Linked DNA regions of Mus musculus: all the other regions are linked to region 1. The links are chromatin loops, found by intact Hi-C in ENCODE. Cell type or tissue: heart. All regions are shown on one strand. Region 1 holds the start of Tesmin (testis expressed metallothionein like). Region 2 has its middle 36 kb from the start of Gal. Region 3 has its middle 23 kb from the start of Gal. Region 4 holds the start of Ppp6r3 (protein phosphatase 6, regulatory subunit 3). Region 5 overlaps Lrp5 (low density lipoprotein receptor-related protein 5).

Region 1 (5,000 bases):
TCTTTGATTTCAACCTGGAAAAGCAGTGGTCACATTAGAGGATACAGACATGGAGTGAAGTGATAGCACGTGGAAGACTGACGTCTAAGTCTGGGGTCAGCAGCGGAGCAAGGATTGCCCTGGCCCTCAGTCAGGAACCATTTTCTCCTTTGAGAAATAAAGCAATCTAGTCATCTGAGCAGCCTCAGGATGGAGAACTCTGAGGACGCCATCAGGTCCAGAATGTGAAGAGGACAAGAGTTGGGAACATACTGAGAGCCTGCATCAAAAAGAAATAAATAGGGCTGGAGAGGTGGCTCAGCGGTTAAGAGCACTGGCTGCTCTTCTGAAGGTCCTGAGTTCAAGTCCCAGCAACCACATGGTGGCTCACAACCATCTGTAATGAGATCTGACACCCTCTTCTGGAGCATCTGAAGACAGCTACAGTATACTTACATATAATAAATCTTTTAGAAAGAAAGAAAGAAAGAAAAAAAGAGAGAGAGGAAGGAAGGAAGGAAGGAAGGAAGGAAGGAAGGAAGGAAGGGAAGGGAAGAAAGAAAGAAAGAGAAAGAAAGAAAGAAAGAAAGAAAGAAAGAAAGAAAGAAAGGAAGAAAGAAAGAAAGAAAGAGGACCAGCAAGATAGCTCAGTAGGTAAGGGCACTTGCTACCAAGCCTGACGAGCCAAGTTTGAACTCAAGAACACACATGGTAGAGAGAGTCAACTGTTGTAGGTTGTCCTCTGACCTCTCCATGTGCACTGTGGAACATGCACCCACACACAGATAAATAAATCCAATTATAAAATAGATAAATGAGACAAAATTGCATTTACTAAGAAGCAATGGGATTTAAAAGTGGAAAGGTCCCAGTGGTTACAAAATTTACATCAGACTTGTGTGATCCAAACCTTAGAAGACAAGAAAGTACAGTTAGGTTTTGAGGAGCAGCCTTATGCAGAATTCAGATTTTACAGAAATGCAGGAAACTTACACTTTTTCTTGCTTGCTGCCTTGGGAACCTGGCAGTAGTTCATTGGAGTCTCACCAAAATGATTTCCCCCTACCCACAAACACACAATTGCTGACTTCAGCAGCAGCAGCAAATATCAGAGCTATTTATACTACAGCAGTAGTACTTTTCTAGACTGAACCTAACTGCATGAAAATGTGTGAGGAGGGTTCCTTCAGAAAGAGCCAGGAGTGCTGGCCTGAGCCTGGGATCCTAACCCTTTTGTGGGAAAGGAGGAGCAGGCATGAAGATCATGTGCAGGTACAGAGTTCAGGACCAGCCTAGGCTACATGAGACTGCCTCACAAAAACAAAAAGGTCTACAAAAGGACCTGGGTTCAGTTCCCAGCACCCACATGGTGGCTCACAACTGGTGGGTGATTTGTTTTGGGGGATCTGCCACCCTCTTCTGGCCTCCTTGAGTACTGCATGCTTACAAGGCATGTAAACAAATTCACACATTAAAAAAACCTTTAAAAAGTGTTTTAAAGTTTTGTCATGCCGGGTGTGGTGGCGCACACCTTTAATCCCAGCACTTGGGAGGCAGAGGCAGGCGGATTTCTGAGTTCGAGGGCGGCCTGGTCTACAGAGTGAGTTCCAGGACAGCCAGTGCTTCAGAGAAACCCTGTCTCGAAACCATCCCCCTCACACACACACACACACACACACACACACACACACACACACAAAGTTTTGTCACCCAATAATTAAACCTCTCTTCCACACTGGCTTATTCCCTTTCCTGTTCTTCTCATAGAGGGGAGAGGAGAGCTAGGAGGCAGAAGGTGCTGAGCCAGCTCCTGTTTAAGGTAAATCAAACTGCTGGCATTTGGAAGCACTGGAAACCAGGAGGAGGCCTCTGCCTGGGAATGAGGCTGAGTTAGAAGGTTCCTGTGGGAAGGCTAGAGTCCCACCTTCTCTGTAAATTGAGCAGGGAACAGGATTTCTGGGTTCTGAGCTCTACTAGCTGTGACTTATTGGTGTACAAAGCCAGGCTCCTGTCATCTCCACAGAGATTTAAAACAACAAAAATTCTATGAAGGCTTACTCTAGACCTGACACACTTGACTGGATGAGGAGCCCAGTTTCCCAAGCAGGGTTCTTTGGGGGCTGACCTGTGCCTGGTTTCCTTTAAAAGGTTGATTCCTTTCTATTGGCAACAGTGAGGTGTTGGGGATGTGGGTTAGTTGGGTTAGTGGACTAGCATAAGGCAGGGTGTGGTCCCAGCATTGTATCAGCCGGGTGTGGTGGGGCTCACCTGTACACCTAGCACTCAGGATGTAGAGGCAGGAGAATCAGAGGTTCTCCTAAGTTATATAGCAATTTCAAGGAATTGCTATATAGCTTAGCAATATGGTTGAGAAGCAGAATTCATCAAAACTCTACATAGGTTTAAAGAACTGTCCCTTATCTTACAGAGGGGGAGATCATCAACTGAAAAAATCCTCAATAATGGAAGTCTTTGGTGTGAAGAAAAAAAAATCTCCCAGCCAATCCCAAACTACCAGGCTGAAAACTATCTGCAGAACACGCAAAAGGCCCTGGGTTCTATCCCTAGCCCTGCTGGGGCGGAGGTGGGTGGAGACACAAGTCCAACAGGCCAGGAACACACACTGTGATGGCAACAGTTATAAGCTCTTCTAGTGTGGCACAGTCATCTGCAGGGGAAAAGGCTGGGCAGGGAGGTGCCACCTCCCTTGTATCCCTTGTGGTGCCTGAGCCTGCTGCCCGGGGCCAGCCCACAGGATAGGCACGCGGAGAGGCGGCGCGACGGTGGCCCCTGCTGGCGCTTACTGGGATCACGCGCACTCCTGCGCTTAGCGGCAACAGCGCGGGCCCGCGAGCACCGGGAAGTAACGACGATAACACGTGCACGCTGTAGGCGGGAGGCGGAGCGGCGTCGTCTGGGCTGCGGAGCTCGGGCAGCCCCGGGAAGTCGCCGAGCAGGGCGGCCGGTACCTCAGCGCCCGGCGGGGGGCTGAGCGCACGCAGCAGCGGCTCCCCTGGCTCGGTGGCGCCCAGGTAGGCGTCGGCCAGAACCGGCAACTCATCCCGATCGGCCGCACCGCCTGCGGGGCTCAGCGCCAGCCCGTCCGCGAACACACGCTCTGACCCGAACAGCTCGGCGCCCAGCTCGTCTTCGGGGCCAGTCATGGCGCCGAGCAGCGCGTCCTCCATGGCCACTGGGACCCGAGAACAGCGACACGACGCGGCCGTCCAGCTCGCCTTGCTTCTGAGAGGCTGGACGACCGTTGACCGTTAGGGAAAGGGGCGGGGCCCGTCTCTGACTGAACGGGGCGGAGCCTGGGCTGCGGTGGGTGGGGCCTCTGCCAAGATGACAGGAGCCTGGGTTGTGGTAGGTGGGTGTCTATGGTGGGCGGGGCCTTGCCATGGAGGTTGGGCTTTGGCTCTTGGTGGGCGGGGCCTGAGCATGATGGATGGGACCTGGGCTGTGGTTGGCCCACAAGGCAGCCTTTCGGTATGCTTGGATGGAGGCTGGAGGGACTGGGTATCAGCCAACCTCTCCTGCACCTAGTGGGGGAAACTGAGGCTCCCAGGTGGTGGTTCTTTCTCTCTTTTTTTAAACTTTGAAAATTTCATTGGTGAGTACTGTATTTACATCATTTTCACCCCTCCTTTTCATCTGTTTTTGTTTTTAAGTCAGAATCTTAGTAGGTAGACTTGGCTGGCTTAGAACTCTTTACGTAGACCAAGCTGGCCTGGAACTCACAGAGCTCCACCTGCCTCTGCCTCCCAAAAATTGGGGTTAAAAACATGACTAATACTCCAGGAAATTTGAAGCAGTGCTAGGTGGGAGGCCCCACCCACCCCTGTTAAGGCCCGCCCTGTCCAGGCAGAGATGGCCCCGCCCCCTTCCCTAACGGTCCAACCTGGGGGGGGGGGGGGCATTACGAAACTGAGTTAATAGGTGCTGGGAAGTGAGTTTGGGTCCTCAGCGAAAAAAAGTGCTATTAACCTGTGAGTCACTTCCAGTACATTTATCTATTATTGCTCAGGCAGTACTGGAGATTGAATCTAGGGCCTCCTACATGCTGGGAACTCTGCCCTTGAACGTGTTACCTTGTCTCAGTCTCAGTAGTTGCAATTAAAATCCTGTGCCATCAGGTTTTGCTTTCAGGGTTTTGTTTATTTACACTTAATGCGTATTTGCATATACATTTGTGGACACACCATGGCATTAATCTGAAGGAAAGGAAAACGTTCCAGAGTCGAGAGTTGTCTCTCCTTCCCTGTGCGGCTTCTGGGATCAAACTCAGGTTGTCAGACTTGGCAGCACACACCTTTACCCACTAAGCTACCTCATCAGCCATTTTAGTTTCTTGTTAGTCTGTTTGAGACAGGGTCTTGTTGCGTGACTCTAGTTGACCTGGTGATCACTATTTAGTCCAGGTTGGCTTCCAACTCATGTTTTACTTATATCTTTTAAAGGTAAGGTCTCATGTGGCCCAGACTTCCTTGAATTTACTATGTAATCAAAGGCAATCTTGAACTTCTCATTTTCCTGCCTCTGCCTACTGAGTGCTAGGATAATAGGTATGCACCACTATCATCAGCTTATTTAGTATGGGAATTAAACCCAGGGCTTCTTGCATGCCAGGCAAGCACTCTGTAAGCTAATCCACATCCCACAGTCGGCAGCAAGAATTCCTTTGCACCTTGCATTCCCATATCGTTGAGAAGGATTCTATACAGTGCTCTGGCGGCTTCTTCCAGTTAAAATGAGGCGAGCCCCGACTCAGTTACATACTATGAAAGTCTCTCACCAACTGTTTAAATGGAAGGTGAGGCTGACATCTTGTCGTGCACCAGACTGTCACAATGGCTCGTATCTCCCTATGCTCTCCTGGGTCTGTGCACACATGTTCCACAGCTGTAATAAGCACACTGCATTAAGGGCTAGCCTGAGAATCCTAGTGCATTCAATCAAAAATTGCCAAGAAAGAATGGTAAGGAGTCTCAGACACCTATCCACCAGATAAACACAGACAC
Region 2 (5,000 bases), 61 kb before region 1:
CCATATTTGTAAAGTAGGATGGTTTAATTGTCCTGTGTTGGGGTCTACTACAGCCCATGTGCCAGGCTTGGTACACCACTTGAACAGGCAAGTAAAACTGGACAAGACTGCTCTTGATGAGGACCCAGATTCAATTCCAACCTCTTCAGGCCACTCACAACCATCTATGTGTAACTCAGGTTCCAGAGACTGTCCAGCACCCTCATCTCTGTGGGCACTGTAGGCACATGGGCAACGCACTGATGCACATAGAATTACCTGTCAAGAAGCAGCTCAGGCACACACGGGAACACATGAGGGCAAACAGGAATTGTGTGGTAACACACGCCTTTATTCCCCGCACTTGGGAGGCAGAAGCAGGGAGACCTCTGAGTTTGAGGCCAGCCTGGTCTACAAAGTGAGTTCCAGGACAGCCAGGGCTATACAGAGAAATTCAGGTGCTGGTGACAGCATGAAGCATTGGGACCTCTGCTGTCACTACTGCAAATGATGCACCCATTTGGAAAGTTGCTGAGCATTTGTTCTGGCTGTTGTGGAGGTGATTTCTTAATTATGCCAGCAAACTGCCTTATAATTCCACAGCTTAGATGCTCACATGACAACATGCCCACAAAATATTTGTCCAGAGAAATTTATTGTAACTTTACTGAGATAACTATCCAGTGACAAGAAAACAGGCAAATGACAGTGCAGTCACATACTGGAGTTCTTCCCCCCCCCCCCGAACCCCCAGGAATGAACTGTGATGGGTAGTATGCCTGAACCTCAAAGTGTAGTGTAAATGGAGACCTAGCATGTGCAGGTCTACCTTTCTGCAAAGCAATGGGGCAGACCATTTTATGGTACTATAAATAAGAACTCGCAAGGAGGTGTTCTTTCATTTTCTGCTGCCATTAGCAATGCTGCAGACCGTAAGTTCTACTGAGGTTTATCTTGGCTGTGATTCTGGTCCAAGGTTATGACTGCAAGAGTCCTAACAGCCCCAGGCATCCCGTGGGGGGGGGGGGGGAAAGAACACGTGTATGTGTCCTTTTCTGGCCTCCTCAGCTAATGGGGCTGCACCCTTGTCACATCATCAGATCTTAATCTCTCTCTCTCTCTCTCTCTCTCTCTCTCTCTCTCTCTCTCTCTCTCTCACTCACACACACACACACACACACACACACCAGGCTTCATCCTTAGACACTAAAGTCAAATCAAGCCCCTCCACTTCCCCCTCAGTGGGGATTCAACTCAAAAATGACTTTTAGAGGACACACCTGGCTCAACCACAGCAGGAGGCTTGGCAGTAACGGGCGTTGGAGCTGATAACATTTGCCACTCTTACCTATGCTGAACTTTGTGTCAATACAATCGTTGGCGATCTCTAAATGGTCCTGTGATCATTTCCATCTGAGGCAGAATCTACACTTCCTCTGGGGTCTAGCCAGAGAACTGCTGTTAAAGAGACAAAGCTGTGGTTGCAACAGATGGCCGCTGTGTAGCAGGTGCTGTGCTGTGTAGCAGGTGCTTGACTCCCTTGGTGAGCTGGAAACACCTGCCCAACACCGGCTCTCTCGAGATCTCATCTCCTGCTCGTGGGAAGGAAGGGCTTGACTGCCAGCACAACAGAGCAGTGACAGCCACAGCAGTTGAGTTGACAGGCCAAAGCTAAAGGGTAGCAAGGAGGCCACTTGCTTAACTGCTGAGGAACCAGTGATCAAATGAGTCTCCAGGACAAGAACAAGAAAAGAGAGAAAAAGTAGAGAAAAGCTGAATAGTCCAGGCTGAAAGATAGGAAGCTGGGAAAGCCACAGAAGGAGAACTGCAGGCCCTAGTTGCTGGAGGAATATGGAAAAGTTGTCAAGCCTTTAGAACCAACAAGCCGCTGTCAAGCAAGGGCTGAGCAATTCCAGTGTCTAGGTTTGTACCAAATACGGAGAATCAATGAATCCCCCTGGACCTGCACAAGAACTGTAACACTAGAGGGCGCCATACACTGGTGTTCTGTCTGCGCCTGTTCTTTGTTGTCAAATGCTAACCATATAAAAAGCTGCTGGAGCACTTTGGAGCATCTCCCCAGACACCTGTAGTTTCCGAGCAAACAGAAGAGCCATAGTCAGGAAGCTCTCCAGTTCAAGGCTGGCCTGTGTACATAGTGAGAGTTCAACCCACATTGTACTCAGTGGTGAAAACCTCTTAAGTTTGCCGTGTCAGAAACACAGCTAGTACTTCTATTACACACAGTATTGAACATTCTCATCAGAGCAATTGGACAAGAAAAACCAAAGGCATCAAGCATCAAAGGAAGAATGGGGAGCAGGAGACCTCAGTGGGTAAAGCACTTGCCATACAAGCAAGAAAGCCAGTGTTCAGATCCTCGGAAGTCATACAGATGCCAGACAGGTGTGACAGCGTGCCTTGTAGGTCAGAGGTGGACTCTCCAAGCTGACTAGCTAGAAGGGTCAGATCAGTGAACCCTGGATTTAACTGAGACCCTTCCTAATGGGTAAGATGCAAGAGTGAACAAGACCCTTGACATCAACCTCAGACCTCCTGAGTACGCATGCAAACACATGCTGGAGAACAACTAGTTTTGGTTTTGATTAATTTTTAGTAAGTATACAGCAAGCCAAGGTAAGGGAATAAAGAGAAAATAAAAGATCATCAGATCAGGTGCTCAAAACTTGTAGGAGGCCGGGCGGTGGTGGGAGGCAGAGGCAGGGGGATTTCTGAGTTCGAGGCCAGCCTGGTCTACAGAGTGAGTTCCAGGACAGCCAGGGCTACACAAGAGAAACCCTGTCTCAGAAAAAAACAGAACAAAACAAAACAAAAAAAAAAAAACTTGAGGAGACAGTAGCTGGGGAGTCCTGTTAAGACAGCCTATTAAATCACCTGTTTGCAGATGTTATGGTTTGTATACAGAAAACCCTAACACCCATACAAAGCTTCTAGAAGTAGTAGGTAAACTCAGCAGAGCATCAGGGTACGAAAGACAACACACACACAAGTGGGGATAGAGAGGTGGCTCAGTGGTTAAGGGCACTTGCTCTTGAGGGGGACCCAGCTTCAATTCCTAGTACCCAGCTCACAACCCTCCCTAACTCCAGTGCCAGGGGACTCAGCACTGTTCTCCTGACCTCTACAAACGCAAGACATGCACATGGTTCACAATCATGCATGCAGGCAAAACTCTCATGGAGGGAGAGAGAGAGGGAGGGAGGGAGGCGGGGGAGGAGAACTTGTCTGTAACTGGGAATCAAGCCCAGGGCGATGTACGTTAAGTGCTCCACCACTGAACTGTGCTCCCTGTCCTTTCTCAGTGTCCAGTGGCTGGGTCTGCAATCTGAAGCCTTTACAGATGTCAGGGGCTGGCTAGCTAGGAAATGCTGGCCCAGGAGCAAGGCTATGTTAAAAGCACCTTGCACTATTTCTTGTACCTTGGTAGAAGGGAAGTGAAGGATCCAGATTAGTGGTTTTCAAAAGCCTCATTCAGCTTGTGGAGAAATATGCAGGCATCTTAGCCTCCTTGAGTGATCTTTTGACAAGGTAAGAAGCTTTTCTGCCCCATCCTTTCTCCCTGCAGCGAGGCTTTCTCTCATCCTGTGTCTGTGGACCTTGTTCTAACCCCAAGCAGTGGGCTTTGGGCCTGAGTGAACCAGTGTGCTGGGCAGGCAGTCAATAGGACACTAAGGATAGCTCGTGTCCATGCCTGTAGCATCTTCTCAGATTCTCTGCACCCCACTGCCCTGCACACCAGGGTGTAGAAAGTGAGATAGGCCCAGAAGAGCACAAGGATAGGGCTGAGAGTAGCTGGTACACTGGAGAACCTTGGTCATGCTTCCTAGCACTTCCTGGTCTTGCTGGAGCTTCCTGGCTGAGGAGGCATGGACTTCAGCTGTGGCCATGCACCCAGGCACTTCCTTTAGAGGTGTGCCAGAGGCATAGCGCCAAGCTGATAGATTCCTGCCTCTCCTATGCTGCTTAGGGCTGGTTTCCTTTTTGTTTTGTTTTGTTTTTTTCGGTTATCTCTTTGTTTATGTTCACCTCTTTTTCCTGGCAGGGAGCCACCAAGGCCTGTGCATAAGGACTTAGGGCGTGTACCTTGATTCTCACAAAACAGGTACAAGTGAGGGATTGTGATCCAGTTTATGCTCTCGTGCCTTGGCCATATTTCTCTGGCTTGTACTGAAGTCAGATAGTGTTCCAGTGAAATATTAGTTTGTTTTCTTAGATTCTTAAGACCAGGCTTGTACTGAAGTTAGATGGTGTTCCAGTGAAATATTAGTCTGTTTCCTTAGATTCTTAAGATCAAACATTTCAATTCTGTAAAAATATTTTATTATAGTTTTAAATTATGTGCCTAAGTATCTACAGAGGCCAGAAGAAGGTGGTGGCCCCCCTGAAGCTGGACTTGTGAGTCATCCAATGTATGTGCTGGGAATCAAACACCCAGGTTCTTTGTATGAGCAGCTCTTAACCACTGAGCCATCTTGACAGCCCCTATATTTTTTAATTTTCTTTTTAAAACTCTTTTCAGTGTGTAGTGTATATGCATACGTGCCCACATGTGCATTTTGAGGCCAGAAGCGATACTGGGTATCTTTATCATTTTCCATTGTATTTTTGAGATGGAGCCTTTGAGCCTAGCCCTTGCTGGTTTGTCTGACTGGGTAGTGAGCTGGAGGTCCTCCTTTTTTCTTTTTTTTCTTCTTTTCTTTCTTTCTTTCTTTCTTTCTTTCTTTCTTTTTTTTTTTTTTTTTGCAGGCCCCTCTCCTGCACTGGCTGGACAGCCATGTGCAGCCACAGCAGGCTCTTATGTGGGGGCTGGGATTAGAGTCAGATCTTTATGCTGAGATAGGTATTTAAGCAACTGAGGCATTTCCCCAGTCCCTTATTTTTCTTTAATTCTTTTTAGTCTGTAGATTTTTGGTCAAAGTAATGATATTTGAGTCCAACCTCTGACTTTGGGTAGAAAAAGCATTCTAAGCTGCCCCTAAATTGACCTAATGCATGGCCTC
Region 3 (5,000 bases), 48 kb before region 1:
ACCATCCTCTCCTGCTCCCAGAACTCCAGAAGAGCAGAAGGCTGTCCAAGAGAGTGGTCTGAAGGCTCAGAAGCCTGGCCTGATGATAGGGACCCCAGCTCAGCTGCCCTATGAGGTAGGCAATCTGGGGTCCTGATCTGACAAATTCTGCTCCAAGAAATTCTGAGGAGTCTTTGCTGCTGAAGACAGCTCCAGAGCCCACGGGGACAAAGAGCAATTTGACTTCAGTTTGGGAGCTGGGAACAGAGGTTCACAAGGAGAGACCTTGCATCTTTGAGAAACCCCTGCCCATACTACACCAGCTGTATGCCACCTCTGCCAGCCTGGGTCCTCCTGGCCTACCAGGCCAAGGTCTAAAGTCACATCAGGGCCTGACTGAACTGCTGGTAGGGAAGGAAGTTCTGGGGACAAATGGGCTTTTCCTGCAGTCACCTTGCAGTGGCATTAAGGCGCAGACACATTTTATCAGGCTAGTGTCTCACAGTCCTATCGTCATTCCTTCTGGGGACAAAGAGTCCCCAGACAACTCGCTTTGTTCTTGTGGCATTGGCGGCTGGTAGACAGGTTTTGAGGAAGCTGTTACAAAAACAGACAGCTCCAAATCCAGGGGGAGGGGCTGGCTGGTCCCCCAGGTGACATGCTCTGCTGGACCAGTGTCCCAATAGCTGGGGGAAACAGCCAAGGACACTCCCAGGAGTCTGGGTCCCCTCTCATCTGTGCCCTTCAACCTGATCTTAGATGCATTTCCCCCAAAGCAGAGCAAGGCAGCTCCAGGCTTGGAGGGCACCCAGCCCCTCTGCTCCCTCCAAACAGCAAGAGACGCCTGGAGACGTGATGGTGGCTGTGAGCCAGGGACAGCAAGAGGAGCCACCTATCCCCTCTAAGACATCATAGTCTTGGGTGACAGGAGAGGTTGAGGTAGGACTATGTCAGGGTCACCTTTGTCAGGGATACCCTTAGCTCCATGTCACTTGTTCACAGCCGTGTCCTCATTCCTCTAGAGTAAGATTCTGCTCTGGGGCAGGCCGTGCAGCAATTTGCCTGGCAACATTTTGGGGTGTTTAGTGTTGAGGGCACGGCATGCTACTGAGTGACCAGTTCCAAATGTCAGCCCTGAAATTCAGCTTCCAGTGGCAGGGTGGGCAAGGGCCAGAGACTCCAGTGCACCGAGTGCAGACAGTGTGAGGCTGCACCAGGCACTCTGCACAGTCCTCACCCAGCTTCCCACAATGTTCCCTGTCCACCTCTCCTGGGACGGCCAGCACAGGACTCTCATTCTTTAGTCAGAATAGAAGATGCCACAGCCTCCCTCTCATACCACCAATAAAGCTGGATGACCCCCAAGACTCCCAGGGCTGATGACGCTGAGGGGAGTTTTAGGGAAAACGTCCCTGCTTTCCTTCCATGAGGGCTCACTGAATGTACAGCAGCTGAGGGGCTGACTCTGCGCACAATGTGGCATCTCATTTAATCCCTACCAGAAAAAAGAGCAGTGGGCTTGGCAGGGCAGGTGCCGTGTTGGTGAACAGGAACCTGGAAGGGAAGAATTTCTGATTCTGAGCGGCTGGAGACATAGCTCCATAGCAAAGTATTTACTTAGCTGGTGTGAAATCCCAGGTTCAACCCCTAGACCCACAAAGTGGGTAGGACCAGCAGATGGCGTGGTTGGTAAGGTGCCTGCAGAACAAGCACAAATACCCAGAACCTGTCAGGGAAGCTGGACCTGTAATCCCAGCATGGGCAGGGTGAGAAGGCAGGAGGATCCCTGGAGCTCTGGGCTGGCAGTCTAGGGAGATTTGCTAAGCTTCGGGTGCATTCGGGTCCAGTGAGAGGCCCTGTCTGAAAAATATAAAGATGGAACTCTCCAGGAAAACAGCGGACACCCACCGACAACTCACGCACATCATACGCACTTGCATGCTCATGCACACCCATAGCAACAGGTATACCACACATATACCACCACAACCACCACTACTACCGCCATCAACAATAACAAAAAACAGCCAGCAAGGAGGGGTGATTTTCTGATTCTGGGCTGAGGCACACACAACCCTTCATCAGCTGATCTCAGGAGACAGCCCCCCTCCCATAGCTTCCAGCTCCATATCGTACTCCATATCATATTTCCATACCCATACATACTCCATATCGTATTTCTGCTGGGGGCTACAGGCAATCATGTCACATGCAGCTTCTGTCTTGTGACAAGCCAGGCTGTGGGTGTGGTGCTCTGGACAGGGTCCTTTCTACTTGGGGACAGCCATCTGGAAACCACACCCAGAAGCTATACCTCGAACTTATACCAGTCCCCATGGTTGGAAGCACAGTGGCAGTTCCTTCTCCCAAAGACAGGTTCAAGGACGACCATGCCATGAAACTGAGTCCAGCAGATTGCTGGATATGCATGGAGCCGACTCAGCCTCCCCGAGGAGCACAGTCCCTCACACCCCAGGTTCAGCAGAGCAACTGTGCGTCCACAGTGCCGACCACAGGGAGGATAGGCAGGGATCAGAAGGTGGCCATGAGCCAGCCGTCACCGGAGAAGCTGGGAGGAGAGGCAGGACCAGCTTCAGAGGCAGCCACACCTGACACCGGGGCATTTGGAGTTTCTGAGAGAGCCAGTGTTTGTTCCTATATATAACACGGGCCGTGATACTGCCACAGTAGCCACGGGAGATGAACCTACAAACCCAGAGCACCCCAGCTACCTAGCCAGACCCAGCAAAGGTTGTAGTCCCCATTGTGGCCGGTGGGGGCGCTATTGCTCAAGTGAGCTGCCACCTGCACCCGGTCACATGGAACAGCTAAGCTCTGCTCTGTTCACACATAATGTGAGCACACCTCCAGCTCCCCCACTTAGACTGCCCAGTTTGTGGGCTCATTATAGGACCTCCTCTCTCACCCAGGTCCCCTACCCTGTTCCTCAGGATTCACAGTGGCTTAGCGCAGAGGTTGGCAGGACCTAGAGCACGTTAATAGATTGGGTTAGGCTGCAGGAGGGAGGGCATCCTGGCCACACTCAGCCACATACAGTCTGGACCCAGAAACCATTCACTAGGACTCCTAAAAAGGCTGTCTTAACAGGCTGAACATCTGAATCCTCTAGACCCCACCAGAAGACTCATCCCAACTCCCCATGGCAGGAACAAGGAATGTTACTATGAAAACTCTCCCCAGAGGAAGGCTGAATCCCAGGAGTGGGCCAGGAGACCCTCCTGGGTCTGGGATGTGTGACTTTGGAATAAGAGCTGATTACCCCTACCAGCACCAGGGCTGGCTGAGCAAGCACTGGATGTGGCTGCTGTGTCCAGGTAGGACGTTAACAGCAGAGGGCTTTCAGATCCAGGTATGGGGCGGGCTCATAGCCAGACCTCACCACACTCCAAGACAGTTAGTGGCTCCCATTGGCTGCCAGGTAGAGGTGGACCCAAGCCACTTGTCGGGAGGCACTTGTGCACTTGGGAACATATTATGGTCTGGCCACAAGAATCAGGTCTTTATATACAATCTGGATGCTAGAGGCTGGAAGTAGAAAATTCAGGGGCAAGAGGGCATGAATGTGCAGGTGAGGATTAGGACAGGGGAGGGGGTTGGGGAGACAGGGGTGGAGAGGGAAGAGCCACCAAAGCAGGGAAAACAAAACGGGGTGTTGCACAAGGAGAAACCAAGGGGAGGCTGGAAGAAGACTGAGGCTTTCTAGAAGTGAAGAGGCAGGGGAAACCCTGAAGGACAGGAACTCTCCGTTCATTATGAGCCAACCCTGACCATAGGTTGCTTTCACCAATAAAGTTTTATTGGCACACAGCCTTGTTTGTTCAGGCCTGTGTTGCCTGTGGCTGAACTGTGACAATGACTACTTAGCCGGTTGTCCTTGGCAGAAAACATTTTCTGGCCTCAGAGTTAGAAGCATGGTTGCTTCCCACTCTGCCAACCCTCAGACTTGACAAGAACCAGGGACAGGAGGTGGCTGTGCCCCAGTGGCCTGAGGTCCCACTGCATCCTGAACCCTTGGTGTGTCCTCCACTCCCACGGCAGTCTGGCTCTCCCGGGAGGGCTAATTTCTCTGGAATTTTCTCAGCTCAAGTTCATAATTCTGGCAAATGGTCTTGAAATGTATTTCTAATAGTTTCAAGGGAGACTCAAATCTTGTTAGGTGATGCCAATGTGAGTTTAAATATAAATCTCCACTTGCCTGGAACACTTTCAGTTATTAAAATTATCCATGGAGAGGCAAATAAAGACATAAAAATGTAAATGAGCAGAGCCTCTGCCAGGCACTGGGGTCTCATCCAGGCCAATGTGAGGGTCTCGCCCTTCATCATGGCCATCAGCCCCGCCCTGGAGTTTCCAGAGTCAAAAGAAGAGCCTGGGCTATGGCGGAGGAAGAGGCTCATGCCTCAGCCACATTGTACAAAAAGGAACAAAAGCAAAAACCCAGATGTGAATGCAGCCACAGGACAGCGCAGTGCCCAGCAGGACAGCGCCTGGCAGGACACAGCCTTCATCCTGTGTTCAGAAAACCTGTCACCACTCAGTCTCAATGGTCCAAATTACCGATAATTTCAGCACAAAAATCAGACCATTACTCGCTACTGCGAGATCGCGTCTGTCCTTTGTTGAAGAGTGAGAGGTGAGTCTGTTCTCTGCAGACAGAAGAGGCGTGGAGTGGGGGCGTTTCTGATGTCCCTTCACCCTTTTCCTGGAAGATCTGAGGCTGTCAAATGGATCTGCCAGACTTCTGTTGAAGCCATGAGCTGTGACCTGCCCCCAGCAGGCTCACATGTGGCCCCAGAATGATTTCAGGAGACTGACATCAAGCATAGAGCCCACTGTGGATCACATAAAATTCACTGAACTCAGGCTGGGACACAGGGGTTGGGGAGATCAGAGCAGGGGCAAGTCCAGAATGCATAGCTCAGAGCCTTTATGCTGACTTTCGAGGTGAGGCCTTGGGTGGGGCCCTGGGTAATGAGATGAGCGCCGTTCTGATAGGTTTC
Region 4 (5,000 bases), 190 kb before region 1:
TTGACCCTGGCTGATAGTTGTTATCACTTGTACTTCTGAGAACTGGAGAGTCAGAAAGGTTAGGTCACCTGGCCAAGGTCACCCAACCCCTATATGGCCTCTGGTGACAGAATGCTCTGGTCCGTAGTTAGCTAGTGTGTACAATGGGGACTATGATGTGGATCTACTAGCAATGAACTCTTTCTGGAATCTGCTTCCAGGAACAGCTCTCTTGGAAGGTGGACTGGAGGCCAGGGTGGGTTTGCATAACTGCACAGCCCTCTCTTGTTATCCTGGTAGTGGAATTCAGAGCCAGAATGAGTGAGGTGGAGGACTCAAGCATGCTGGACCCCGTGTAAAGAACAGGGGTGGGGGGGGGTTCAGAGACTGGGAACCCGGAGAAAGCACTGAGTGTCCAACAAGGCAGGTCCTGTCTCCTCCAGTCCAAGGGCTAGGCTCTGTCATTTTCCCAGGGGATAGATGCCTAGAGGTGGCCTAGAGGAGACACTCAGGAGATAAGCTCTGTGCTCTCTGAGCTTCAGTGAAGCCTGGGCCTGGGACTGCTGGACCTACTGGAAGAGATATGCAGGCAACTGCTCCCTGTCTGAGGTGTGAGCATTGCCACTCAAGGTCTGTGTGACTCAGCTACCTCTGCTATCCAGTCTCCCATCATAGCTGGGCTCGTCCTGCCTTTGAAGCTCCAAGGCCCCACCCTGGGGTCTCTGTAACACCCTTCCCCTCCCTGCTACCAACACCCCAGGGATTTAGAGCTCTGTCCTGTCCTATGACTTACTACTTTCCCAAAAGAGTCTGTCCCTTAGCTTGATCACCTTGGTCACTTGCTTTCCAGATGGCATGGGAAGGCCTGCTTCATGAAAGACTTCCAAGACTCAGAGACTTTGTTGACTATGGTGGCCAGCTGCAGCGTGCCTGAACTTATGGTCCTGTCCACACTGAACCAGGCAGATTATTCATAGGGACCCAAGGGGAGCACCTTGGTATCTTTTCCTGTTGCTGTGATAAAATATTCTGACAACAGCAACTTTAGGGAGAAAAGGTTCATTTTGTCTCACAGGTCGAGGCCAATATGGCAGGGAAGTCAAGGGAGCAGGTGTGGGAGTCTGCCCGTCACATCACATCACATCACATCACAACCAGCCAGGAGGTAGAGAATGCTTGTGGTCAGCTCAGTTTCACCTTTTTAGACAGCCCCAGGAGAATTAAAAACCAGGATTAGCCATGACAGTGGTTAAGTGCAAGACTTGAGAGTAGGGACCCTGATGTCCAGGACCCCAGTTCTGGGGCAAGGTAAATGTGTAGTACTATACGTATAGGACACTAGCAGTTGGAAGAAATTCATGTGTAAAATTCTTCTCTGTGACAAAAGATACAGCCTGGTTTCCTTTGTATTAAGAAACCTTACATTTTGACCCCATTTTCAGGGATGCCACTCTACTTTGTCTGAAGTAATTTAATTGAAGGTCTTCGATAAAACTATGCTATGGAGAATGCGGGCATCGATCCCGCTACCTCTCACATGCTAAGCGAGCGCTCTACCATTTGAGCTAATTCCCCAGCTATAATTAACTTCCGTCGCAGGTTGTATTGTGACTCACGTCATCACCGGTTTTCCCCCCCCCCTCGTCCCCCGCGGCCGTTACCCCACCGCCTGCTGTCATTGTGTTACCCCATTGGCTTCTTCGCATCCGGAGCTACACAGCCGGGATTGGTTTGGTTCATTTGTTTTAAACTACATTGACTATGCGGATTGGTGGTCCCAAGCGTCTGTCACGCGAGGCCCCGCTGTTGCTACGGGGCAGAGGGACCCAGCCTAAGCTTCTCCCAATTTCTGACTTGTTTCTCAGACTCCGGGGTCTAGAGGTTCCGGATCCGTCAAGACCATGGGAAAAAGAATGCGCCTCTCGCGTTTGACTGACAAGACCTCAAAGCCAATCGAAGTGGAGTCGAGGGAACCGCTGGGCGGTCCAATAGGTTGTGGGGGGCGGGAGAGACAAGCCAATGATCCGTGTGAAGGGGCGGGGTCTATCCTGTGATTGGCTGCGGGGCGGCCGGAGGGAGGGCGGGGGTAACTCAAGGCCTGCTTGATACGTCCGCCATTTTGGGCGCTTCGCTGATGGTGTCGGTGAACCTTTTTCCCGCCTGAGCGCGACTAACTGCGGGTCTTGGGCGCCTCCAGGTAACTCAGGGGAGGGGGCGGTGGCGCGGAGTGTGCGGGTCGCGCGGGCAAGCGGCCGACCGATCGTGGCGGTGGTCCGGTCCCGGCGGCGTGGGGAGGGAGCGTCCCGGCCCCTTTCCCCTCCCCCCCGGAATCGGCAGCTTCGGCGGCCCGGGAGGCGGCGTCCAGTCCTGGCCAGGACCGGGCCGCCCGCTCCTGTCAGCCGGGCCGAGCGTTGGCAGTCAGCCGAGCCGACTGCGAACTTTGGACGCCGAGGTGACTCTGGGCTTGGCTCGGCGGGAGCCCAGGCGAGGCGAGGCGCGCCCCGAGCCAAGTCGGGGGTCCTGGGCGAGCTCCCCGGCTCCCGCGCCCGGGCCTTCACAGCGACTTCTCGGGATCTCCTGGAGCTTGTCAACTCGCTGGAGAGCTTCGCGAAGGCTTTTGTTGGACTCTTGTCCTCTGAGAAACAAGTTGTGTGGGTTTCTGGGCATTAGCAGAGTCATCGGAACACACAAAAACCAGTTCCGAGTCTCTCGGGGCCATCGCAGTGAATCTTCATCCTCCGCCGTTGAGTCTCTCTTTTATACAGACGCGGGCATTGGAGATTCCCTGGTGTTTTGGAGCTGAAGTGAGGAGTTACCCTTCTTGTGGCTTCAAGCACCTCGCTTTTAAAGCTCGGCTCACTGTTAACTTGGAGGTCTTTTTCTCCCCAGTCCCGTTGTCTTTCATTAGAACTTGGACTTGAAGTTGTAGGTGGGACAGAATGAGTGGTCTCGGTAGCTCTGTGTCTGTACTTCTCCACCGCATGTCCTACTGTCATTTGCCGCCTACCTGCTGTGGTCTCTTTAGAATGGGCCAGAGCTTTGTTTATGTTTTGCTTTGGCTTGGGGGAGGGGACACTTAGAAGGTTTCCTTGCATCAGAGCACTTGTTAATATGGATACTGTTTCATTTTCTTAAGTCAAGTTTACTTTGGTTTTTGCCCTCAAGGTCATGTTGCAGTTGACACAGCCCGTAAGAAAGGAACTTAAGATCTCCTTCCACTAAAATGTTCCTTGAAATTGCAAGGTGCAAGATCCCTGTTGCCAGTGGTGTTTGAGCTTTCTTATGGGCCACCTGAAAATTACATCTTCCTTTGTCACTTTCTAGTCCTGTGACCTTGGGCGAATTAGTCCTCTTTGCTGCCCCTGTAACCCATGAAAATAAGTTTGTTTCATAAGTTTATCTCATGTTAGGTCCCAATTTTATCTAACATGTTCATATTAGACTGTAACTGAGTATATATGTAAATATGTTAGCACAAAGCAGCTAGAATCGTGCTTTGTGAATAGAATCAGCTCAGTGGTGACCATACCTCTCAAATTCAACTTGATCTTGATGATTTTGTTTGTTTTTGAGGCAGGGTCTCACTATGTGGTGGGAAGATCTTTACTGCTTCTGCCTTTAATAATGGGATTAATAAAGTCATGCACCACTGCACCGGACTCATTATTTAGTTATTTTTTGAGATGATAGTAGTTTAGAATGTTCTTGACTTTCCTTTTCAGCTAAGGCTGCCTCAAATTCTTGATCTTGCTGCCTCTACCTGACAAGCATTATGAATAGAGGTGTGTACCACCACACCTAGTTCAAAATTAACTTTTAAGTGTTTAGGTACAATTAGGAAAGCCATGTGTTTAAGGATCAGCTGGGCTAAAAAAAATTACTGGAAGTTATTTTAATTTTTCCATGAGATGTTGAAAATCTATTAAATCACTTGAAAGCGTTTTGTCTAAACCAGTACTTATGCATAGAAAACACCTTCAGGATCTTAAACAGCACCCCTCCTCTGCTGCTTCTAGGCACTGCTTCTGTGTAGTTGCCCCAAATCATAATATGAGGATTTCTTAGATTTTCCTGGTTGTTATTGCAATTGAAAAGCTGCAGTCTTGAGAGCTTCAGCAAAGGTACAGGTTAAATATGCCTAATTTCTGAATGCTCTGAAACCTGACAGCTTTTGAGTATGAAACTTAGATTGTGTAGCAGTTTCTATTAGGGAACTTAAACTGGTAAAGGCTGCCAGCCTTCAGAATCTGAATCTGATGTTGTAGTCCCAACCACTTCGGAAAGGATGTGCTCAGCTTGTAGCTTGGGGAGTGGCTGTTGTTCCTGGGTGCTTTGGGACCTATCCCTCACTTCACTGTGTCTGGCCAGGGACCCTAGTGTCTTTCACTCATCCAGTTATCCTTAAATTCAGCTTTTTAAATGTCTGCTCTCTGCTTTCTCCATGGTACATGAAAAGAGGACAACTCTTGGTGATAATTGCTTAGATTGCTTTATGCACTGAGGAAGCGTATTTTAATGGAATACATCTCAAGTAGACTTGAGTATACTGATTGCTTTAACCGACTTTAGCTTTTGTATAAAGTAAAGCACCCCCTGCCCAACTGCACAAAAACCAATCTGCTACAAAAACAAGGCTTGCTAGTTTGCATTAATTGAGTACTTAAGAAGTAGTCTATAGTTGGGCAAAAAATGCATAGCACTGAAGTTAAGACTTTAAGTGGGGTTTCCTTAGCTACTTTAAGATGCCTTTTAGCAGTTCCTCTAGAAAAGTGGGTTATGACAAGTAAGCATTTCTTCCTTAAAACAGTATTTGTTAGGGTTGATAATCAACTTGGATTTTTTTATGATTAACTTAGTAGTTGAGATAGTTGAAATCTTAGATGTTACCCGTGTGTGTTGATCTATAGTTTTTCATTTTACTACATTTCAGAAGAATAAATGATAAAGAAGTCCTTTCAGATATCTGTTCAACTAAAACTCAGCACCAAGTTTACTTTCTAAAGAGGGCAGGAGCCTGGCCT
Region 5 (5,000 bases), 200 kb before region 1:
GTAAGTTAAAGCCCTGCACTCAGTGCACTGAGCATAGTCACAGGTCTGCAGACCTGCACATCGAAGTGGGATCCCCAGGAAACCACAGAGTCAGCTCTTCAGAAGCAGCTAGTGTAGTGTGCTCAGAGTGCAGTATTCAAAGAGCACGGAATACAGATGCTAACTAAGTCAAATGGGACTCTAGGAGCTATGTATACCTGTGAGTTCTCTGGGCATTATTATTGTATTTTGAGATAGGATCTGTTCCACCATGGCCTTGAACTCATCTTTCTGCCACAGTCTCCCTAATACCTGAGATTACAAGTATGCACCGCCACTCCTGGCTTTCATGGGAGACTCTTTATGTAAGCTTGGAGTCAGAATTTATGGGTTTATAAGGTATGAACTTAATTTTCTCTAAGAAGGAAGTGGCTTTTCTTATTTTTTATTTTTAAACTTCAGTTTTAGGTCATTGTGAATTTATGCTCAACCCCAGGGGATAATATCTCCCACCCCAGGTTCTCACATGGTAAAAAGCCACATACATGCAGTCTAGTAGCATAAGCAGGACCTAGACAGGATCCTGCAAATGTGGATTTTAACAGCTTACACACGTGCAGGTTGGCACTCTAGCTCAGTGGTAGAGCGCTTGCCTCTCATGACTCTAGCTCCAGATTCAGTCCCTAGTACCACACATATTGAGAATAGCATATTGAGGCTAGTTGCCAGGATAGTTTACCTGAGCACTGTGGCTCATGCCTCTACTCCCAGCACTTGAGTGGCTGACTCTGAGGATTGCCATTCGTATGAGCCAGCCTGGGATAAATGGTTAGAGCCTGTTTTAAGAATAAAATTTAAGGGGCTGGTGAGATGGCTCAGTGGGTAAGAGCATCTGACTGCTCTTCCGAAGGTCAGGAGTTCAAATCCCAGCAACCACATGGTGGCTCACAACCATCCGTAACGAGATCTGACTCCCTCTTCTGGAGTGTCTGAGGACAGCTACAGTGTACTTACAATAAATAAATAAATCTTAAAAAAAAAAAAAAAAAGAATAAAATTTAAGCTGGGTGTGGTGATGCACTTGAGAGGTAGAGGCAGGCGAATTTCTGAGTTCGAGGCCAGCCTGGTCTACAGAGTGAGTTCCAGGACAACCAGGACTATATAGAGAAACCCTGTCTCGGAAAAATAAATAAATAAGTAAACTAAACATAAAATAAAATTTAGCAAATCTGTGTGCACCTTGGGAGGCTGAGTTCAGTGCCAATCTGTTCTGCATAATGATTTCCAGGCTAGCCTATTTTACACAGTGAGTTGGAGTTTAGCTTGGTTTACATAGTGAATACCCGGCCAAGGCAGGGCTACATGGTGAGACATTGCCTCAGATAAAGAAACAAACACACAGACAGAGAAGTAAATAGGACCAAGTGAAGTAAAGCAGTTGCTCCTGAAGAGCCTTCTCAGAGCCTGGCATTTGATGGTAGCAATGCTTATCCAGCCCCTGTGCTCAGACATTACATGTTAGCGCATCCCTAGGAAGTGTGTGTGGTGACCACAGCCTGGCTTATTCCTCAGTGGGTGTAGATGAGATGCCTGTTTTTTCCTTGTCACAGGTGGGGTCACTGGGAGCTGTCCCAATCTTAGTACCTCAACCTTGGTACCTATCTGGGTGTCTTGGTTTGTCATTTTGACCTCTTTTGCTAGAGGGGACAGTTCCCCTTCATGCCAGCAGAGGGCCACACTTGCAAGACTGCTGCTGTCAAAACACAACTAGTCTAGCGTAGGATTAAGCACTTGGGAGGCAGAGGCAGGCGGATTTCTGAGTTCGAGGCCAGCCTGGTCTACAGAGTGAGTTCCAGGACAGCCAGGACTACACAGAGAAACCCTGTCTCGAAAAAACCAAAAAAATAAAAAATTAAAATTAAAATACGTGTCACAGCCAGGCGGTGGTGGTACACGCCTTTAATCCCAGCACTTGGGAGGCAGAGGCAGGGAGATTTCTGAGTTCGAGGCCAGCCTGGTCTACAAAGTGAGTTCCAGGACAGCCAGGGCTATACAGAGAAACCCTGTCTTGAAAAAAAAACAAAACAACAACAACAACAACAACAAAATACGTGTCACTTTGAGGCTAGCCTGGTCTACAGAGTGAGTTCCAGGATAGCCAGGACTGCACAGAGAAACTCTGTCTCGGAAAACAAAACAAAACAAAACGTGTCACTGTGAGGAAATACCCAACACAAACAATTTAAAGCGGGATGGGGGGGTAGGGGGGAGTGGTTTATTTTGGCTCATGGGTTCAGGGATTCAAAGGTTTCAGCCTAGAGTTTTTTGAACCAAACAACATGGTGGTAGGAGACGGGGTGGAGGGCAGAACCGCTTCATGAGTTCAGACTGGAGAGAAAGGGGCACAGAAAGGAGCTGAGGCTAGGTCTTCCTCAGGAACCTACTTCCAAGTAGGCTCTGTCCTCCTTTTTGCCACTTCAAATGCTTTCAGACCATGTTTCATCTACCATTGATCCGTTGACTAGGTCCTGGCACTCAGGATCTGATCAGAGACATACTTAGAGGGGTCTGTCACCAAGCCCCCAGCAAAGCACATCTCACAGTCCAGTTTGTTGTCTTCCCATCACAGTCAGTGGTGAGTGGCAATGTGCACAGCTTCTTGAAAAAGGGGTGAGCCACCACCTCTACCTCCTTCTCCAACCTCTGTATTGGTTAAAGCTCCAGCAGGGACTTGGGGCATCTTGAGTAGGAGCCAGGTCACAGGGAATGGCAGGAGATACAGGAGTGAAAGTCAAGTGCAGCCAGTGGGAGGTATCTGAGGGAAGCAGAGAGAGAGGCACACAGCCTCTGCAGAGAGACCTACTGCTGCTGGGCTCAGGGCTAATGGGAGTGCTCTTGCTGACACTGCCCCCTACTGGCCAGCACAGTAATGCTGAGAGGGCCGAGGACATCTGGTTGAAAGCACTTTGGTCTCCATGCCTCTGATCAGCACCTTTGGGGAAGATGGCTGATGCCACCCCTCTGCTTCCTAAGTTTCACTAGCTCTGGAAGGGTTCTGGGGACCACAGGCAGAGAATAGAGCTCCAGACCCCAGGCTGGCAAGCTGAGTAAATGATTCAGCCAGGAGACGCTTGGAGTAACCCGTCTCCCTCCCTCTCCTCAGATCCTGAACCCACCCCCGTCCCCGGCCACAGACCCCTCTCTCTACAACGTGGACGTGTTTTATTCTTCAGGCATCCCGGCCACCGCTAGACCATACAGGTAGGAGCTTGTCCTCGCCTTCCCTACTAGTGAGAAGGGCCTTGTCTCCGCCTTCCTCCATGTGTGTCCCATGGGCTCTGTCTATGCTGTTTGCCTCTCCTTGCTGGGTTTGTGGGGTGTGGCTGAGTGTGAGCTCAGAGCTGGTTTTATACAAGTGAATACATACATAATGGGCTTCTCCATTGCTTGAGACACCTGGAGCACGGCCGGCCTTGAAGGAATCTAGGAAAGGATTCGCTCCCCCTCCCTCCAGTGCTGTCTCACTGCATGGAAACGAGTGCTTAGGCTCTGCTGTGTCTCAGCTCAGCCATGGCCCTGGTCAAAACCTGACTAATGTAACCTCCATTACGATGATTTTTCAATTGTGTGTGTGTGCCTGAGAAGAGGCCAGAGGCATTCCCTGGAGCTGGAGTTACACACAATTGTGAGCTACCTGATGTGAGTTTTGGGAATCAAATTCTGGTCCTTTGTAAGAACTATACATGTTTCTAACCACTGAGCCATTTCTCCAGCTAAAGGGTGATTTTTGCTCCTTTGTTAAGACAGTGGCCTATCTGAGCTGGAAACCCCAAAAGCGCTCAGCCAGACTCCAACCCACAAGTTACCTATATTGGGGTTCTCAGACCGGTTCTCCTGAGTGAGAGTGGTGCTGTGAGCATTCCTAATACTGGGGTGATGCAAATAGCTTACTCTTTTTCATAAGACCCCAATGGTATGCCATCAAAAATTCACACCAGAGAACCAGTAAGTCTATTGGTCGGTTTGTCTTAGAGGGGTGCAGGGGCCCCTGCTCTGTGTCAAAAGTCTTTATCCACCACCACAGTATGCCTTTAGGAAATCTTTCTTTTTTTTTTTTTTTTTTTTTTTTTTTTTTTTTGGTTTTTCGAGACAGGGTTTCTCTTTATAGCTCCTCTGGCTGTCTGTCTTGGAACTCACTTTGTAGACCAGGCTGGCCTCGAACTCAGAAATCCGCCTGCCTCTGCCTCCCGAGTGCTGGGATTAAAGGCGTGCGCCACCACACCCGGCTCAAGGAGCAGCCTTGTACACAGGTGGCTAGGCACACATGTGAACTTCTTCTGTGTTCCTTCTAGGCCCTACGTCATTCGAGGTATGGCACCCCCAACAACACCGTGCAGCACAGATGTGTGTGACAGTGACTACAGCACCAGTCGCTGGAAGAGCAGCAAATACTACCTGGACTTGAATTCGGACTCAGACCCCTACCCCCCCCCGCCCACCCCCCACAGCCAGTACCTATCTGCAGAGGACAGCTGCCCACCCTCACCAGGCACTGAGAGGAGTTACTGCCACCTCTTCCCGCCCCCACCGTCCCCCTGCACGGACTCGTCCTGACCTCGGCCGTCCACCCGGCCCTGCTGCCTCCCTGTAAATATTTTTAAATATGAACAAAGGAAAAATATATTTTATGATTTAAAAAATAAATATAATTGGGATTTTTAACAAGTGAGAAATGTGAGCGGTGAAGGGGTGGGCAGGGCTGGGAAAACTTTGTACAGTGGAGAAAATATTTATAAACTTAATTTTTTAAAACATACCTGCCATTCCTTTGTGCCTCGTGAATATTTGAGTATTGAGCCTGTTCCCAAAGAACGGATTTCACCCCACTGGATGGCCGCCACCGGGTGAGCATGTTCCTGGGCATGGCTGTCCTTCTATCAAGCCCCCTTAGGCAGACAGAGGCTGTGAACTGACCTGTACAGAGCATCGTTCACATGCTGCTCAAAGGCTCAGGTGGTTTC

What was found. A loop is a pair of places that touch in the nucleus more often than their neighbours do. Peaks named below come from ENCODE experiments on the same cell type or tissue, not always from the same donor. Only the 100,000 strongest peaks of a DNase experiment are listed, where the experiment ranks them.
Region 2: a loop joins it to region 1, with 5 times the contacts of the local background. A loop is called at or near these places in 21 of 42 quality-filtered maps.
Region 3: a loop joins it to region 1, with 2.3 times the contacts of the local background. A loop is called at or near these places in 16 of 42 quality-filtered maps.
Region 4: it touches region 1 in a loop (3-fold over the local background); 7 of 42 quality-filtered maps call a loop at or near these places.
Region 5: it touches region 1 in a loop (2.2-fold over the local background); 7 of 42 quality-filtered maps call a loop at or near these places.

Annotation. Positions count from the first base shown.
Region 1 is chr19:3,387,117-3,392,116 of GRCm38, reverse strand. Tesmin (testis expressed metallothionein like) reads right to left here and starts at 3,260. Exons shown (of 9, transcript NM_001039657.2): 1 at 2,784-3,260; 2 at 1-14. The coding sequence starts at 3,167. In heart, CTCF peaks have their summits at 1,391 (motif pointing left) and 2,782 (motif pointing left); DNase peaks (open chromatin) are centred at 2,796 and 3,296; H3K4me3 peaks cover 999 bases; H3K27ac peaks cover 942 bases.
Region 2 is chr19:3,448,372-3,453,371 of GRCm38, reverse strand. No RefSeq gene overlaps it. Among named protein-coding and RNA genes, the nearest start is that of Gal, 36 kb to the right of the region's middle. In heart, a CTCF peak has its summit at 1,962 (motif pointing right); a DNase peak (open chromatin) is centred at 1,990; H3K27ac peaks cover 201 bases.
Region 3 is chr19:3,434,833-3,439,832 of GRCm38, reverse strand. No RefSeq gene overlaps it. Among named protein-coding and RNA genes, the nearest start is that of Gal, 23 kb to the right of the region's middle. In heart, CTCF peaks have their summits at 1,643 (motif pointing right) and 2,748; no DNase peak of the experiment used is centred here; H3K27ac peaks cover 500 bases; H3K27me3 peaks cover 484 bases.
Region 4 is chr19:3,572,817-3,577,816 of GRCm38, reverse strand. It overlaps Ppp6r3 (protein phosphatase 6, regulatory subunit 3), which reads left to right and starts at 2,068. Exons shown (of 24, transcript NM_028999.1): 1 at 2,068-2,176. It overlaps n-TAagc9 (a tRNA gene), which reads right to left and starts at 1,554; the gene lies at 1,482-1,554. In heart, no CTCF peak of the experiment used is centred here; DNase peaks (open chromatin) are centred at 776 and 1,896; H3K4me3 peaks cover 2,889 bases; H3K27ac peaks cover 3,307 bases.
Region 5 is chr19:3,584,623-3,589,622 of GRCm38, reverse strand. Lrp5 (low density lipoprotein receptor-related protein 5) reads left to right here. Exons shown (of 23, transcript NM_008513.3): 22 at 3,143-3,240; 23 at 4,332-4,798. The coding sequence ends at 4,593. Among named protein-coding and RNA genes, the nearest start is that of n-TAagc9, 11 kb to the right of the region's middle. In heart, CTCF peaks have their summits at 1,695 (motif pointing right) and 2,890 (motif pointing left); a DNase peak (open chromatin) is centred at 2,882; H3K27ac peaks cover 182 bases.